Regions from separate parts of the Mus musculus genome. Here region 1 is linked to region 2. Evidence: chromatin loops called from intact Hi-C (ENCODE). Cell type or tissue: gastrocnemius. All regions are shown on one strand. Links, peaks and the distances in the headings refer to the core of each region. The heading gives the core; the rest is flanking DNA.

Evidence for each region. A loop is a pair of places that touch in the nucleus more often than their neighbours do. Peaks named below come from ENCODE experiments on the same cell type or tissue, not always from the same donor. Only the 100,000 strongest peaks of a DNase experiment are listed, where the experiment ranks them.
Region 1: it touches region 2 in a loop (7-fold over the local background); 2 of 42 quality-filtered maps call a loop at or near these places.

What each region holds. Positions count from the first base shown.
Region 1 is chr9:124,132,572-124,140,911 of GRCm38, forward strand. No RefSeq gene overlaps it. Among named protein-coding and RNA genes, the nearest start is that of Ccr5, 15 kb to the left of the region's middle. In gastrocnemius, for the core only: no CTCF peak of the experiment used is centred there; no DNase peak of the experiment used is centred there.
Region 2 is chr9:124,270,845-124,279,184 of GRCm38, forward strand. Gm39469 reads right to left here. Exons shown (of 5, transcript XM_011249869.2): 2 at 526-652; 3 at 282-342. Among named protein-coding and RNA genes, the nearest start is that of Gm39469, 8.4 kb to the right of the region's middle. In gastrocnemius, for the core only: no CTCF peak of the experiment used is centred there; DNase peaks (open chromatin) are centred at 2,449, 3,638 and 7,777; H3K27ac peaks cover 614 bases.

The DNA.
Region 1 (8,340 bases), core at 275-8,274, 140 kb before region 2:
AAGGAAAGGAAAAAGGAAAGGAAAAAGGAAAGGAAAAAGGAAAGGAAAAAGGAAAGGAAAAGGAAAGGAAAAAGGAAAGGAAAAAGGAAAGGAAAAAGGAAAGGAAAAAGGAAAGGAAAAAGGAAAGGAAAAAGGAAAGGAAAAAGGAAAGGAAAAAGGAAAGGAAAAAGGAAAGGAAAAAGGGAAGGAAAAAGGGAAGGAAAAAGGAAAGGAAAAAGGAAAGGAAAAAGGAAAGGAAAAAGGAAAGGAAAAAGGAAAGGAAAAAGGGAAGGAAAAAGGGAAGGAAAAAGGGAAGGAAAAAGGAAAGGAAAAAGGAAAGGAAAAAGGAAAGGAAAAAGGAAAGGAAAAAGGAAAGGAAAAAGGAAAGGAAAAAGGAAAGGAAAGGAAAAAGGAAAGGAAAGGAAAGGAAAGGAAAGGAAAGGAAAGGAAAGGAAAGGAAAGGAAAGGAAAGGAAAGGAAAGGAAAAAATAGAGAGAGAAGGAAAGAAAGGCACACATGCAGACATACATGCATACTGGATCAAGCAGAGAAGGGTAAATGACTGCTTTATTGTAGTTGCTCTTAGTTTTTATACAGTCTCAGGATAATTGATCATATACGTTTTGTTTGTTTGGTTGTTTTTTTTTAAAGGCATAAGTTCATGTCATAGGTCACCAAGGCTTAAGGAGTTACAGCGGAATTGTTTACATGTATTTTCATTAAGACTACTTCCTGACTAACCATTCATGATATTTTACTAGTTCCTTAACTTCATTATAAGTTTAAAGCAATAATTTTTATGTCATGTTAGTATGGTTTTGTCAAAAGACAAATCATCTGCCTTGTGTCTTATTATTTTGAAGTCTTGTATATATAGATTAATCCATCATTTATTTTCTGTCCTTGTATCTACAATAAATTGACCATTCCCAGATTTTGACCTTTAGTTACCAGATAGTGGCCTCATTCCCGACCTAGAAGGAATGTTTCCTTGATAAATTTCCTTGTAAATTTGTTCCAAGCTTGCTTTCTTTTCCTAGTGCAATTAGCCTGTGACACATGAAGGTTTACAGAACTCTATTTGCAACTTTGATTCTATAGGGGACTTGAGATTACTTGCATCAGTTTATGAGTTCTAAAAAAATCATTATCAGGAATTTGAAATCATCATCTCATCTACACAGAATTTCTACATGAAAGTACATGGTCAGATTGATTCTACAGGAAATCTGCTCAACAGAGTGGGCTGATGATCAGGAATCATTAGGCTACGTAATAGTGGCAAGATAGGACTATTAGAAGCAAGAAGCAATGCTGGGATGAAGTCTCTGAGGACCCTGCAACCCAGAACACACCCATCAACAGCTTTGTAAAATATAGGGCCATCTCAAGAAAACTCACTTGCTGAAGCCTTTCATAGATGGCATCTGACACTAGAAATCATTCTTAGTTTGTATATGCATAAGATTGGGTTAAATCTCTTACACAAAGTATAAATAAAAGTATATCTGTAGAAAATAGTTGGATATCCGATGGGAATTGTGTATAAACATGGAAACAACCTCAGAATGCTAAGTGGATTCTTTTTTTTTTACACTCCATATTTTATTCCCCCCATCCACCCTCTGACTCTTCCACATCCCATACTTCCTCCCCAGCCCCCCATCTCCACGTGGATGTCTCTACCCCCCACCCCACCTGAACTCTAAATTCCCTGGGGCCTCCAGTCTCTTGAGGGTTAGGTGCATCATCTCTGAATGAACACAGACCCAGGAAGTCCTCTACTGTATGTGTGTCAGGGGCCTCATATCTGCTGGTGTATGCTGTCTGTTTGATGGTCCAGTGTTTGAGAGATCTTGGGGGTCCAGGTTAATTGAGACTGTTGGTCCTCCTACAGGATTGCCCTTCTTCACTTTTTTCAACCTTACCTAATTCAACCACAAGGGTCAGCTGCTTCTGTCCATTGGTTGGGTGTAAATATCTGCATCTGACTCCTTCAGCTGCTTGTTGGATCTTTAGGAGGGCAGTCATACTAGGTTACTTTTTGTGAGTGCTCCATAGCCTCAGTAATAGTGTCAGGCCTTGGGACCTCCCCTTGAGCTGTATCCCACTTTGGGCCTGTTGCTGGACCTTCTTTTCCTCAGGTTCCTCTCCATCTCCATCCCTGTAATTCTTTCAGACAGGAACAACTATGGGTCAGAGATATGACTGTGGGATGACAACCCCATCCCTCACTTGATGTCCTGTCTTCCTGCTGGAGGTGGGTTCTATAAGCTCCCTCTCCAAACTGTTGGGCATTCCATCTAAGATCCCTCCCTTTGAGTCCTGAAAGCCTGTCACCTCCCAGGTCTCTGGTGCCTTCTGGAGGGTCCCCCCTCCAACCTCCTATTTCCTAAGGTTGCCTGTTTCCATTCTTTCTGCTGGCCCTCAGGCCTTCAGTCCTTTTCCCTCACCCAATACCAGATCAGGTTCCCCTCCCCCCACCTCCCCTCCCCTCCACTTTCCCTCCCAGGTCCCTCCCTCCCTCCCCACTTGTGATTGCTTTCTTCTCTCTCCCAAGTGGGACTGAAGTGTCCTCACTTGGGCCCTTCAGGTTTTATGTTGAGGTCCTTGATCCACTTGGACTTGAGCTTTGTAGAAGGTGACAAATATGGGTCTATTTTCATTCTTCTACATACAGACAGCCAGTTAGACCCGCAACATTTATTGAAGATGCTTTCTTTTATCCATTGTATATTTTTGGAGTCTTTGTCAAAGATCATGTGACCATAAGTGTGTGGTTTTATTTCTGGGTTCATTTCTATTCCATTGATCAACGTGTCTGTCTCTGTACCAATACCGTGTAGTTTTTATCACTATTGTTCTGTAGTAAAGCTTGAGGTCAGGGATGGTGAGTCCCCGAGCTGTTCTTTTATTTTTAAGAATTGTTTCACTATTCTGGATTTTTTGCCTTTCCAGCTGAATTTAAGAATTGTTCTTTCTATGTCTTTGAAGAATTGTGTTGGGATTTTGATGGGGATTGCTTTGAATATATAGATTGCCTTTGGTAGGATATCCATTTTTACTGTTAGTTCTGTGAATCCATGAGCATGGGATGTCTTTCCATTTTTTGAAATCTTCTTTGGTTTCTTTCTTAAGAGACTTGAAGTTATTGTCATACAGGTCTTTCATTTGTTTGGTTAGAGTTACCCCCAAGATATTTTATATTATTTGTGACTATTGTGAAGGGAGTTGTTTCCCTAATTTCTTTCTCAGCCTGTTTATCCTGTGTATAAAGGAAAGCTACTGATTTATTTGAGTTAATTTATATCCCGCCACTTTGCTGAAGTTGTTTATAAGCTGGAGAAGTTTTCTGATAGAATTTTTGAGGTCGCTTAGGTATACTCTCATATCATATGCAAATAGTGATACCTTTATTTCTTCTTTACCAATTTGTATCTCCTTGATCTCTTTTTGTTGTCTTATTGTTCTAGCTAACACTTCAAGTACTATATTGAATAGATATGGGGAGAGTGGGCATCCTTGGCTTGTGCCCAATTTCAGTGGGATTGCTTCAAGTATGTCTCCATTTAATTTGATATTGGCTGTTAGTTTGCAGTAAATTGCTTTAATTATGTTTAGGTATGAGCCTTGAATTCCTGATCTCTCCAATACTTTTAACATGAAGGGGTGTTGTATTTTGTCAAATACATGTTCTGCATCGTGTAGTTTTTTTTTTCTTTGAGTTTGTTTATATAGTGGATTATATTAATGGATTTTTGTATATTAAACCAACCTTGTATTCCTGGGATGATGCTTACTTGATCATGGTGAATGATGGTTATTGAGTAAAGAGTTGTTCAGTTTCCACGTGTATGTGGGCTTTCTGTAGTTTTTGCTGTTATTGAAGACCAGCCTTAGGCCATGGTGATCTGATGAGGTGCATGGTGATATTTCAATCTTCTTGTATCTGTTGGGGGTTGTTTTGTGATCAATTATATTGTCGTTTTTGAGAAGGTACCATGAGGTGCTGAGAAGGTGCATTCTTTTGTTTTAGGGTGAAATGTTCCATAGATATCTGTTAAATCCATTTGGTTCATAGCCTCTCTTAGTTTCACTATGTCTCTGTTTAGTTTCTGTTTTAATGACCTGTCCATTGGTGAGTGGGGTGTTGAAATTTCCCACTATTATTGTGTGGGGTTCAATGTGTGTTTTGAGTTTTAGTAAAGTTTCTTTTATGAATTTGGGTGCTCTTGGATTTGGGGCATAGATGTTCAGAATTGAGACTATCTCTTGGTGGATTTCCCCCTTGATGAAATGAAGTGTCCACCTTCATCACACTTGATGACTTTTGTTGAAAGTCTATTTTATTGGATATTAGGATGGCAACTCCTGCTTGTTTCCCGGGACCATTGCTTGGAAAACCTTTTTCCATCCTTTAACTCTGAGGTAGTACCTGTTTTTGTTATTGATGTGTGTTTCTTGTATGTAGCAAAATGCTGAATCTTGTTTGCATATCCAGTCTATTAGTTTATATCTTCTTGTAGGTGAGTTGAATCCATTAATATTGAGAGATATTAAAAAGAGATGGTTGTTGGTTTCTGAAATATTTATTTTTGTAGGTGGCTTTATGTGCTTGTGGCTCTCTGCTTTTGACTTTTTTATGAGATGTGTAATATCTTGTCCTTTCTTTGATGCAGGTCTCTTCCTTGTGTTGGAGTTTTCCTTCCAGGATGCTCTGTAGGGCAGGGTTGGTAGGTAGATACTGTTTGAATTTGGTTTTGTCTTGGTATATTTTGGTTTCTCCATCTACGTTGATTGATAGTTTTCTTGTGTATAGTAGCCCGGGCTGGTGTTTGTGTTCTCTTAGTGTCTACATGACCTCTGACCTGGCTCTTCTGGCTTTCATAGTCTCTGTTGAGAAGTCTGGTGTAATTCTGATAGGTCTACCTTTGTATGTTACTTGGCCTTTTTCCCTTGCAGCTTTTAATATTTTCTTTGCTCTGTGCGTTTAGTGTTTTGATAATTATGTGCTGAAAGATTTTCTTTTCTGGTCCCATTTATTTGGTGTGGAAACAAATTCCTCAAACTCGGTGCAAAAGGTTCTAATACTTTTATTTATTCATAAACAGCAAAAAGGAAATAAATGGTAAAACAAGCCCGCATTCATTTGTTCACACAAACACTCTATCACTATCTTTTCCAGTCTGGCAGGCGTATCCTTAGCTTCTGGCAGCAGCACGCAGGTAAGGTGCGATTTGATGTTCCTTGCTTCGGATCCTCTCGAGCTGAGCTGTGGAGTTCAGGCTTTGCTTTATAAGCATCAGATGTCTGCATCTGCCTGGGGTCCATGCAGATTTATTTCTCCACCCGAAGTTTCTCTGCCGGGCTTTTGGGAGGTGAGCGATTTTGCCATGTCAGACCGGAGTTTTTAAGTTAAATTCAGCCAATTACAACTAGGGTGTTCCACACATTATTTCATGGATCTCTCTCTCTCTCTCTCTCTCTCTCTCTCTCTCTCTCTCTCTCTCTCTTGGTTTTCATAGTTATCTAGGGCCGCAGTTGGGCCCATGGCATTGCCATGGGTTCAGGGCAGTGGTTATGAGTTCTTTATCATTCTTGCCCACTAATTCTACTGCCTGGTATCTGCAACCGCAGGAAGCACGGCTGTGGCGAGGAGGCCTCTGTGTTGTCATTTTCCCCAGCTTCAGGAAAAATGCCCTCTGTGTTCTTTACATTCCATCTCCTGGAATGTGTGAAATGTGATAAGGTAGATAAGGTAAATGCCCTGACTAAGTGAATGCCTCAATTTTGATTGGCAAAAGTGTTACCATGGAAACCAAGTCTGAAGTGTGTGAATGGAGGTAATAAGGCCAAATGCCAAATAAAGTAAAGCTAAATGCCTGAGCTGAAAGAGACTTTAAAACCTCAGTCTGGCAATTGCAACTTGCTCAGATCCTGGAGCCCAATGAGACCAGCTCATCCCCAAGCCAGCCCTCTGATTCCAGACACCCCAACTCTGGACCAAAGCTCCAGCAGGGATCTGAAGCACAGCAGGATGTGCCTGCAGTCATCTGAGTCAGGTTACAACATATGCCAGACTGCAGGTGAGTGAAGTGAGTGTGTGAATGAATGTGATCCCATTTTGCTTTCTATTTGTTTTATTGTTACTTGTGTAGAAATACTAGAGTAACCTGATCCTCCAAGTCACTGGCACTCTCTTTCTCTTGCTCTCAGCTCCATCCCTAAACCTGACTCCTGACAGTGTTCTATAGGCTTCTTGTACCTTTATTGCCATCTCTTACTTTAGGTTGGAGTTTTCTTCTATGATTTTATTGAAGACATTTTCAGGTCCTTTGAGCTGGGAATATTCATTTTCCTCTATTCTGATTATTCTTAGATTTGGTCTTTTCATTGTGTCCTGAATTTCCTGGATGCTTTGAGTTGGGAATTTTGTATGTTTTGAATTTTCTTTGACAGTTGTGCTAATCTCTTCTACACCTGAGATTCTCTCTTCTATCTTTTGTATTCTGTTGGTAATACTTGCAACTATAATTCCTGACCTCTTTCCTGGGTTTTCCATTTCCGGGTTTGCCTCCATTTGTGTTTCCTTATTGTTAGGTGTTGGATCGATTTATTCAATTCCTTCACCTGTTTACCTGTGTTTTCCTGTATTTCTTTCAATGAATTATTGATATCCTTCGTAAAGGATTCTATTATTTTCATGAGATAGGATATTAGGACAGATTTCTGATTTTTAAGTGTGTTGGTATATTCAGAGCTTGCTGTGGTGGGAAAACTGGGTTCTGATGATGCCCACATATTTTGGCTTCTGTTGCTTATGGTCTTGCACTTGCCTTTCACCATCTGGATATCCCTGATGTTTGTTGGTCTAGGTGACTGTATGGAGTCTGCCTCTTTTGTCCCTGGGATGCTTCAGGTCTCCCGGTAGGCCTGTGGCTCTGGCTGTATCAGACCACCGGTGGGGCCTTCCAACTGGGGGCTCTTCACAGGGGCAGAGAAGCTGCTGATCCGTTGCACTCATTGCAGTAGATCTCCTGGGAGGCCTCAGACTGTTGGGTCTTCAGTGGAGCAGTCAAGCTGTTGTCCAACTGCCCTGAGTGCAGCCGGCGATCAACTGCTCTGAGTGCAGCCGGTCCTCTATGATGGATCGGGATATGGAGTCTTCACAGGAGCAGACCAACTAGAAGTCTGCCCTAGCAGAAAGGACTGGGTGGAAGGGTGTTAAGTGGATTCTTTAAGAATGAAAAGTATTGGGACACTGGGAGAACAAATGTCCTTGTGCCCACAGACCACTAGGGAAAACAAAGTATGTTAAGTACACAAGATTGTCCTTTCAAAAGAAAGTGTAAAAGTTTAGTTTTATTAATCTAAATGTTAGGTTAATTAACCTAGATGTTAATCTCAGAGGCTTTCTGTTGAATAAGTTCACTCTTTCTAGTTCTTTCTGAACTCTGGCTGTCTGGTTTAGTTCAGCAGTTCTGGCTCAAAACTCATCTTCAAGTGACTGTTTCAAGCTGGCTTCTCTCCGTTTCTGACTGAATTGCTCTGCTTGGCCTCAAATTAATGCTAGCAATCTGTCCTAATCTTCTGGCTTCTTCTCATTCTCTGGATAATTCTGTCTCCACCTGCAACATGTCTCTGTAAAACTATCCCAGTGAAACTGCCTCCTCTCTCTCTCTCTCTCTCTCTCTCTCTCTCTCTCTCTCTCTCTCTGTCTCTGTCTTATGCTACTCTCTTAAGTGGCCTCTCCTTCCTGTCTGTTCTCATGAGAGTTGAGTGTATCCTATCTTTAATTCATTCTGTCAAATCTTTTTCTGATTTGTCACTTTGTCTGCCCCTCAATTAGACACCCCTTTCAAACACTGCAGCCTCCTTTTATAAACTAACCTTACTTTCACTGTTTGGAATTAAAGGTATGTACTAAGGTCATGTCTGTATTCCAGACAGGGAGATTAAAGGTGTGTGACATGTCTTCATTCCAGTCAGATCACACAGCTCTAAAAGGAAGGTCTTGGGATGTGATCCCTTGCCAAAGCATCCATGTTGCTGGATTAAAATTCCTCTACAGAAAGAATGTATAACATGTTTTTTTTTTCATCCAGAAGATGGGGAATTAGAAGTGATAATAGCCTGGTGATAATAGAGCTAGGCAATATCAAGCCCCCATGACCAGGAACAGAGGTAGCTAATAGCCCAAATAACCTCTACACTCTCTGTATGATTGAGACATGTAGCCTGTTTCAAGAAACCATCTTTTTGGAAGAAATGGCATGTAGTTTAAATTGAGTTTCAGTGTAATTATTCCTCCTTGTGCACTGGAGATTGCAGTACATGGGGGAACATCTCCCCAAATTGTAC
Region 2 (8,340 bases), core at 210-8,209:
AAATAAATTGGCAGTTTTACAAAGTAGCTGTAACATGGCTATGATGCAAATGGTAATAATATCTGTTAAGGCATTGTTTCGTTGTCTTCTTTCTTAGAGGGATGCCTTGCAAACACAAATCAGACACCTGACATTGAGGTACATGGATTTGTGAGAATTTAATAAGCCATACACTTAAAGAAGTGTTTTTTTTTTTATATTGTTGCTTTTCTTTAAAAATTTAAGGACACATTAACATTCCTTCAGAGGCATATCCATACCAACTTGCACATGAAAATTACCTTCCATGTCTTCTGGAACTTTGACAATGTTCTTCAATATTATGATCTTCCCAGTTGTAGCCTAAAATATATTTTAAGAAAATATATGATATATTATTGGAAATTAGGCAAAATTTAAGTTACTATCTTTACTGTACCTGATTTATTCACTTAATTCTTTCTCATTCTCAACTGAAATTGCAGAAAAGCATTAGTAACAGTTTTTCCATTATTTTAAAAAGTGAAGGAAAATCCACTATCTTACCTATAGCAGTGAGGTTCTTGTAGGTCTCCAGCATCACCTCTTTGTAGAGACTCTTCTGTGAAGGATCCAGCAAAGCCCATTCTTCTTGAGTGAAATTCACATGCACATCATCATAGGTTACTGCATCCTAAAATATCCCATACATGTGTATAACAGAAACCATAATAACAACATGACTGTAAACATAAGCTTCATTGACAATATATATGTATAATTTTGGTGCTTCTCCGACTTAATTCTTGACCTAGAAGTCATCTTAGAAAGAAACTGAATAATAAGATTCATCTCTGTCATTTCTTTGCTCTTTGAATAGGATATAAACTTACAACAGAAATGCTAACATTGGGGTGTGTGTGTGTGTGTGTGTGTGTGTGTGGGTGTGTGAGAGAGAGAGAGAGAGAGAGAGAGAGAGAGAGGGAGGGAGGGGGGGGGAGAGAAGCAAACAGTACTACACACATCAGAGAAATTGTATGAAAATTACTACATACAAAAAAAAAAAAATGATGGGCAAGATGAGCATATTGGCTCCCAGCATTCAGGAAGCAGTGGCAGGTATATCTCATTGAGTTGGATGCCAGCCTGGTCTATCCAGAACAGCCAGAGGTATATATTAAGACCCTGTCTCTCCTGTAAAAATCAATCAAACAAACAAGAAAGAGAGAAAGAACTCAGAGGTTTTTACTGGAGTTCCTACAAAGAATGATACATTCACTCCAGTTCTATATTCATCTCTCAGAATACTGAAGTGCCCAAATTTAAACTATTAATCGTAATGAGATCTTACTAAAAGGGGATGCATCTTTAAACAGACACAAACAGACAGATGAAAATATTGGCAATGTAAATGTTGGTCCTAAACAAGCAACATAGGACAGGATAGATGGCTCAGCAGTGAAGAGCTCTTGATGGTATTGCAAATAATTGAGCTCAATTGCCAGTACTTACAAGGGGGATTCACAACTATCCATTACTCCAAGGGCAGGAATTCTGAAGCTATCTTCTGACTACTATGGGGACCAGGCATTACATTAAGTGGATATTCGTGCACACAGACAAAATACCCATATTCATTAAAAAGTCAAAACAAACACAACAAAAAGGAAGAGTGTTATCACCTAAAATCCAATGTCTCAGAAACCTCAGACAGTAAACCTCAGGCAGTATTAATGTCATGAATATATGCCATCCTGAGAAATAGAATATTCTCTCTGCCAAATTTCAAAGTTCACAACATGGATGAAAATAAATACAGCAGCGTATGGTTTGCACTTACAAAAACCTACATTACAAGTCCATCAGCAAATAATATAAAAACAAACAAACAAGCCAGGCATGCTGGTCAACATTTAATTCCAGCACTCTGGAGCTAGAGTCAGGAGGACCTTTAAGTTTGAGGCCCACATACTCTATACACCTATTTTCAGGATAGTCAGGGTGAGAAAAAAAAAAAAAAACTTTGTCTTCAAAAACAAAAACAGAAACATAACCAACAAAATTAAAAATTTAAAAACACCAGGTTTAGCACTGAATAATTATTTCAACTGTGTTTTATGTGATTTACAGGTAGAGTCTATAATGGTAAAGGCAAGACAATATGAGAAGGAACTGAGTGATCAGGTTCCACCATAACACAGTAGACACACACACACACACACACACACACACACACACACACACGAAATGGGTTGAGTCTATAGACACTTAAATCTCAACCCCAATAAGGAATCTAGAAAGGTTCCTCCTACAAAAGCTTCTATTGAGAGAACTGAGTCAGCCAGAGCCAGGCTGACTCCATGACAGGCTGCACACTGGCAGTTTGGGAGACTAGGCCTAAGTTTCTGTTTCCCAGAACTGGAAAAGTCCAAAATAGTCAATTCCAGGAAAACCACCCCTCACAGGCAGCCAATCAGAAGCTGCCAAGAGTTGCACCTGCCACCAGGCCTGAGCCAAGACTGAGCCAAGAATAGTTAATGAATAATGGTTCTGGAAAGTTCCCAAAATTCCCCCAGAACACTGACCAATCCCAAAGCCACCCATACCCCTGGAAATTGAGCCAACCAATCAGGATAAAGGTCAACTACTCCTCCCTGGTATTCCCCTAATTGGCTTTAAATTGAGCTTGCAAAATTTACATGTCTGTCTCCATCCTATTGAATAGTAGACCCCTGCATGCTAGAATTCTGCAGAATAAAATGATCTTTGTTTTTGCATGCTACTTGAGTCTGAGGTCTTCCTTCAATGATTCTTGTACCCTAACATTATAAGACCCCCAAAGAAAGCCAAAAAGAAGAGATAAGTGTTCAAAAATATCACCCTGTCTGGGAGCTTTTCTGATTCAATCAACTACATTCTGACCCTGGCCACTATAGGCTCATGGTCATCCATGATGAAAATGCATTCAGTTTAGCTTCAATGATCCTAATAGTCTGCAGCAGCCCATACACTCTTTGAATGTCCAAAGTCTCTTCTGACACTTAAGACAATCTCTTGATTGTCCCATCTTATAAAATCAGAAATCAAGCTATATCTTTCCAACATATAACAGAACAGAATATCCCTTCCCATTCCAATATAGAGGAATGTGTACATAATGAGGAAAGACTGGACTAAAGCCAGAAACACAGTAGGGCAAACAACAAATCCTGCAGACCTGCCTCAGACACATCGGGCCTCAGTTTTAAAAGGCTTAGATTGTCTCATCCCTGCAACCTCTCATGCACCTCTTGGATAGTTTTTTTCCATTCCCTGTATACACCTCTCCGTGGCAGGTGTCTCATAGCTTAGGTATCTCAACATCTTGTGGTCTCAAAATGCAACTCAGGTTTCATCCTCACAGGTTTCTGCAATGTACTCTCACAGTAACTTTCCTCACTCAGGCTCTAAGTCTGTCAAACATAGATGGCTGGAACAGTGCAGAACTGAAATCACAGAGGAAGAATCCATGACCTTAAATTTTGCATCTTTTTTTTCTTTTTTCTTTTCAATATCACTTTACTGGTAGTGTCTGGTTTAACATGAGGCACTTGACATGAAAGGGAACCCATGCCTAACACTGCCTGGATTTCTAGGACCCTTACAGAGACATAAATGGCAATCATGGAGCCAGCATGGATCTGTGCCAGGTGCTCTGCTAATATGTTATAGCTGTTAGCTTGGTGTTTTTGTGGGACTCCTAACAGTGGGAGAAGGTGTAACCCTGATTCTTTTGCTTGATCATGAGACACTTTTCCTCCTATCACGTTGCCTTGTTCAACCTCAATGTGAAGACTTTCACCTTGTCTTTTTCTATCTTGTGTTGTTATGTTTGACTGTTCTCTTTTGGATATCTGCTCCTTTCTGAAGAGGAAATGGGGATGGGGGGTTGGATCTTAGGGAGAAGAGGATAGGAAATGGTGGGGGTAGCTAGGAGAGTGTAGGTAGGGGAAACAGTGGTCAGGATATATTGTATGAGAGAAGAATCTATCTTCAATTAAAAACTTGATTCAAGCCGGGCATGGTGGCGCACGCCTTTAATCCCAGCACTCAGGAGGCAGAGGCAGGTGGATTTCTGAGTAGGAGGACAGCCTGGTCTACAGAGTGAGTTCCAGGACAGCCAGGGCTATATAGAGAAACCCTGTCTCAAAAAAACAAAAACCAAACCAAACCAAACCAAGCCAAACCAAACCAAAACAAAAACCCTTAATTCAACATTGCTTAAATGAAAATGCAAAGAAGAAGGGAAGCAATAATGAACAAAGAAAAGGGAAATAGTGAAGACAGGGACAGTATGACAGTGACAGATACAGTACTCATTCTGTTTTTGTAGACGGTGATCATTACACAGGAGGGTGAAAACATCATCTTGGAGGCTTACTTCCTCATTCTGATAACCTAGACCTAGTCCTGAAAGTTTCTAGCCTGGGTACAATCTTATCTAGGTCTAGAATGACTTACTTAACTGCTGAATAAACTCACCGTTTCTTTTTATTTCTGAACTCTAGCTGGCTGGTCAACTCAGCTGTTCTGGCTCAAAATCTCTTCATGCTAGCTGATTCAAACTAGTTTCTTTCACTTCTGACTGAATTGTTGTACTCAGCCTCAAAAGAACTCTAGCAGTCTATTCTTATTTTCTGGCTCCTCATTCTCTGGCTTGTCCTCTCTTCACCTCTGTCTAGCTTGTTCTCTCTTTAACCGGTCTCCATAAAACTCTTTTGGTAAAACTGCCTTCTCCTCTCACCCTCTGTGATGCTTTCTCTTATTCCTCTGTCTTTTCTTGAGAGTTGGATTTTTCATATTCTGTCAGATCTTTCTCTGACTCATCATTTTGTCAATAAGACGTCACTTTCAAACACGAGTGCTTACCTCTAAAACTAACTTTACCTTCATCGTTTGGTAGCAAAGTTGTGTACTAAGGGCTGAGCCACACCACAATTAGAAACAGCTTTTTTTTTTTTTTTAAGTATATTAGACAGTCTGGGGGTTCACAATGTGATCAAATAACCTGCAATACAAGCTCATTACAAGCTCACCTTGGGTCCAGTATATATTTGTGAAATCAGAAGTTTTGCTCTCAGCAATGTGAAATATATACCATTCAGGAAACAAAAGCTTATGTTAGCTTTCACTAGTTTGGAATGTGGAATTACAGAGATTTTTGCTCATTTCCTTCCAAAGGAATACTCTTGGTTGTTTCTAAGAAAAACTAATGTTTTAATAACTATTCAAATAGTAGAAATAAATATGTGATGTTATACAAAATTGCTACATTGATTATATTATACATTAAGCACAAGTAAACTGATGTATAAAAAATGTTAAATGTTTAAACACATTCTCCAAAGCAAAAATGAAAGTGTTACCATATAAGTTATTTAACCCAGAGAAAACAAAGAGGTAAGTCTGTTATCTAAAACTATTACAAACTATGTTTGTTCAACTGGAATTTATCGTCAGTATTTAAAATCAAACAAAATGGTCAGTGAGTTTTTACTTTTTCATGCAGTATGACTAATGGCGGAAAACTCTCATAACATCCAAATAAAGACATTTTCTGCATTTTTAGTGTATAACTGTTTGCCTCTCATCTCTATCATAACTCTTGCTACAAAAAGCTTGATATTTCATTTCTCTTCTCCACATAATGTTCTAAAAGAACATTAGACAAACCCTTTGGAGAAGATTGCTTCAGCTAGATTCTGTGCTTTCTGCCCCTTATTTTCTATGGCTACCTGTAATGTAGATAAGATGGCTGCAGCTCTCATATCCAACTGACTATAAGAGTGCACTAAAGTTCAAAATGAGATGGGAGAAAGAAGTGGGTTGACACTGCTTAAGCTGCAATTACATGCTGTTTTATGACCAAATGCAACACAGACTGTGAGAGTCTTTACAAGTGCATAATCCTTTAACCACTGCTATTGTCTTCTTTCCTTTAGCACAATGTCCCCTTGAGGCACCCAGCTTGTCTTCAACAAATGAACATTGAGTTATTCTCATAGTTAGACCACCATGAATACAATTGCAATGAACATGAGAATTCTGGTACTTCTTAAAACTAATTTTAAGTGCATGGAAAACACACTGATTAAGATTGCTAGGTTCCATGGCAATTCTGTCATTTTCTTGAGAACTTGGTACAGTGGGGTTCCTTGGGTATAGTTATTATATTAAAATGTATCAGAACACATATATTAAATATGTGCAATTTTACATCAAATATAACATAACATGGTTTTAACTAATTTTGGCTGGTATCTGTGGAAAATCTCAATCTACTGCTATCAGAGTTTATTGCTAATACACAATCCCATGTCACATCCAGATTCAATGTTCAATTCTGAACCATGTTTTAGTTTTACTCTTTTTGTTTTCTGAATTAAGTCATACTTAGTAAGATATTGTTTATGTGACCCTAACAATGTATTCTGTGTCACTAAAGTCCCCTTTCTATAGATTTGTACATTATTCCCATCATTTTCAGCTTCAGACACTTAGTATAGTTTGCTAAATGAATACTTATGTAGAATATCTTTACCCATTTATATAACTCTAAACAACACCATTAAAGAGATGTTTAAAAAAAAAAAAGAAAAAAGGATGTTGGGCATGTTAAATTTGCAATGTAGATTCAAAACAATCTAAAGAAAACTCCTAAAAATATATAACATGAAATCAGATTCCAGAGCTATTTACCATGTGAAAAATCCCTCAGATTTGTCAATAGGATTATGAAGAATAGTTCACATTTTGGCACAATGTGAATTCCATCCATACTTATCACAGAACTACAACAACCAAAAAGTTTACAATATTTGTGAAACAGTAAGGGGATGCAGAAAAAAAGCCAAGAACATAAGCCCCAAATTATAGGCAAGTTTTACTCGAAAGATCCAAGGAAACTCAGGCAGGAAAAATGTAAACTTGACCAATATTATCTATGATTGAATGTGTAAACAAATTAAATAAACACAGACTTTACAACTCCCACAAAATAACTCAAAGTGACCCCTAAAACTGTTAAAATTTCTGACCCTCCAGCCACTATTGACCCCATGTGAGGCCCTATGCTCTACAGGTCTCTCTGCATGGAGGTGATCAGAAAGGTGGGCTTTGGCTCAGCAGCGCCCCATGTCTCCTTGTGATCTCACTCAAACCCTGCCCCACTGAGCTCAAACACAATTCAATGTTGAAGAATTAATTTAATGTATGCTTCCTGCCACATGGATTATGGCACATGATGTCGAATCTGCACTACCTACCTGCACACTTGATACACCTCTGCATCTTAGGAACTCCTTTAGAACCCTGGAACTGAATTTCCATGAATCACGCCATTGTGACTGGTGATAGTGAAGGATGATCATCACTTCCTCTCTTCCAGTTTCTAAACTATTTGTAAACTCTATCATAGAAAACTGAATTTGCAATGCAATGTTCAGAACTTTTAGAAAACAGACCTTCAGTTTTGAAACCTATCTTTGCACTGCACACCAAAAGCAAGGCTTGTGTTTGCACACTGAGCAGTGATATTATAAGCAACACTATGGCAAGAACTGTAGGGCCTCCTCTCCTTTGCTCCCCCAGGGATTCCATACTCAGGCAGGCTCAGAGGCTAAGACCCTCTGTCTGGGTCACCACATATACTAATAGAACCACACTCTGGTTCACAGTCCATTCAAGTCCAATCAGATTGGGCACTGATAGATTAGTTGACCTGCTCTTCCCAGTGGCTGCCGCAATCATCATGGCATGGCTTGTGGCCTCTCTCACAGCTCTCTGATGAACTGTATCAGAGAAGAATATGGAGCTAACTCCCACTGGTGCTCCTCCTGATTGCTAGCTTGCCCAGAGCCCCTCATTAGCTTTGACCACCCAGCTGGGCCTCAGGACAGTAGCAGCTGCCTTATTGGTAGATTAGAGATTAAATGATTCGGACAGCACAGGCCTTCCTGGTTCTGCTCTTTCAGCCTAGGGGCAGACAGGGCCCAAATATGGTAAATTTGGGTTTTAGTAGAGTCTTTCACTCTCCCAGGGTACCTGTTCATCCTCCAAGGTCCTTTGGATGTGCATTCCATCACACATTCAATGTTCAGTGCAGTCATCCCTTTGCTTCACAGCTCAGAAGTCCTACAGCCAAATTCCAGTCACACTCAAACAGAAACAACAACTGAAGCAAAAGGTGGCTATGAAGTTGAAATCAAGGAACAGTAAATGGGAGGTGAATGAAAAAAAAGAAACAAAAAAAGGAAAGGACATGGCTGCTCCTAGGTATGGTGGAGTAGAATGTTTATTATCGATAAAAGGGAGAGCATAGCCAGGGCAGGGGCATCTGGGAGA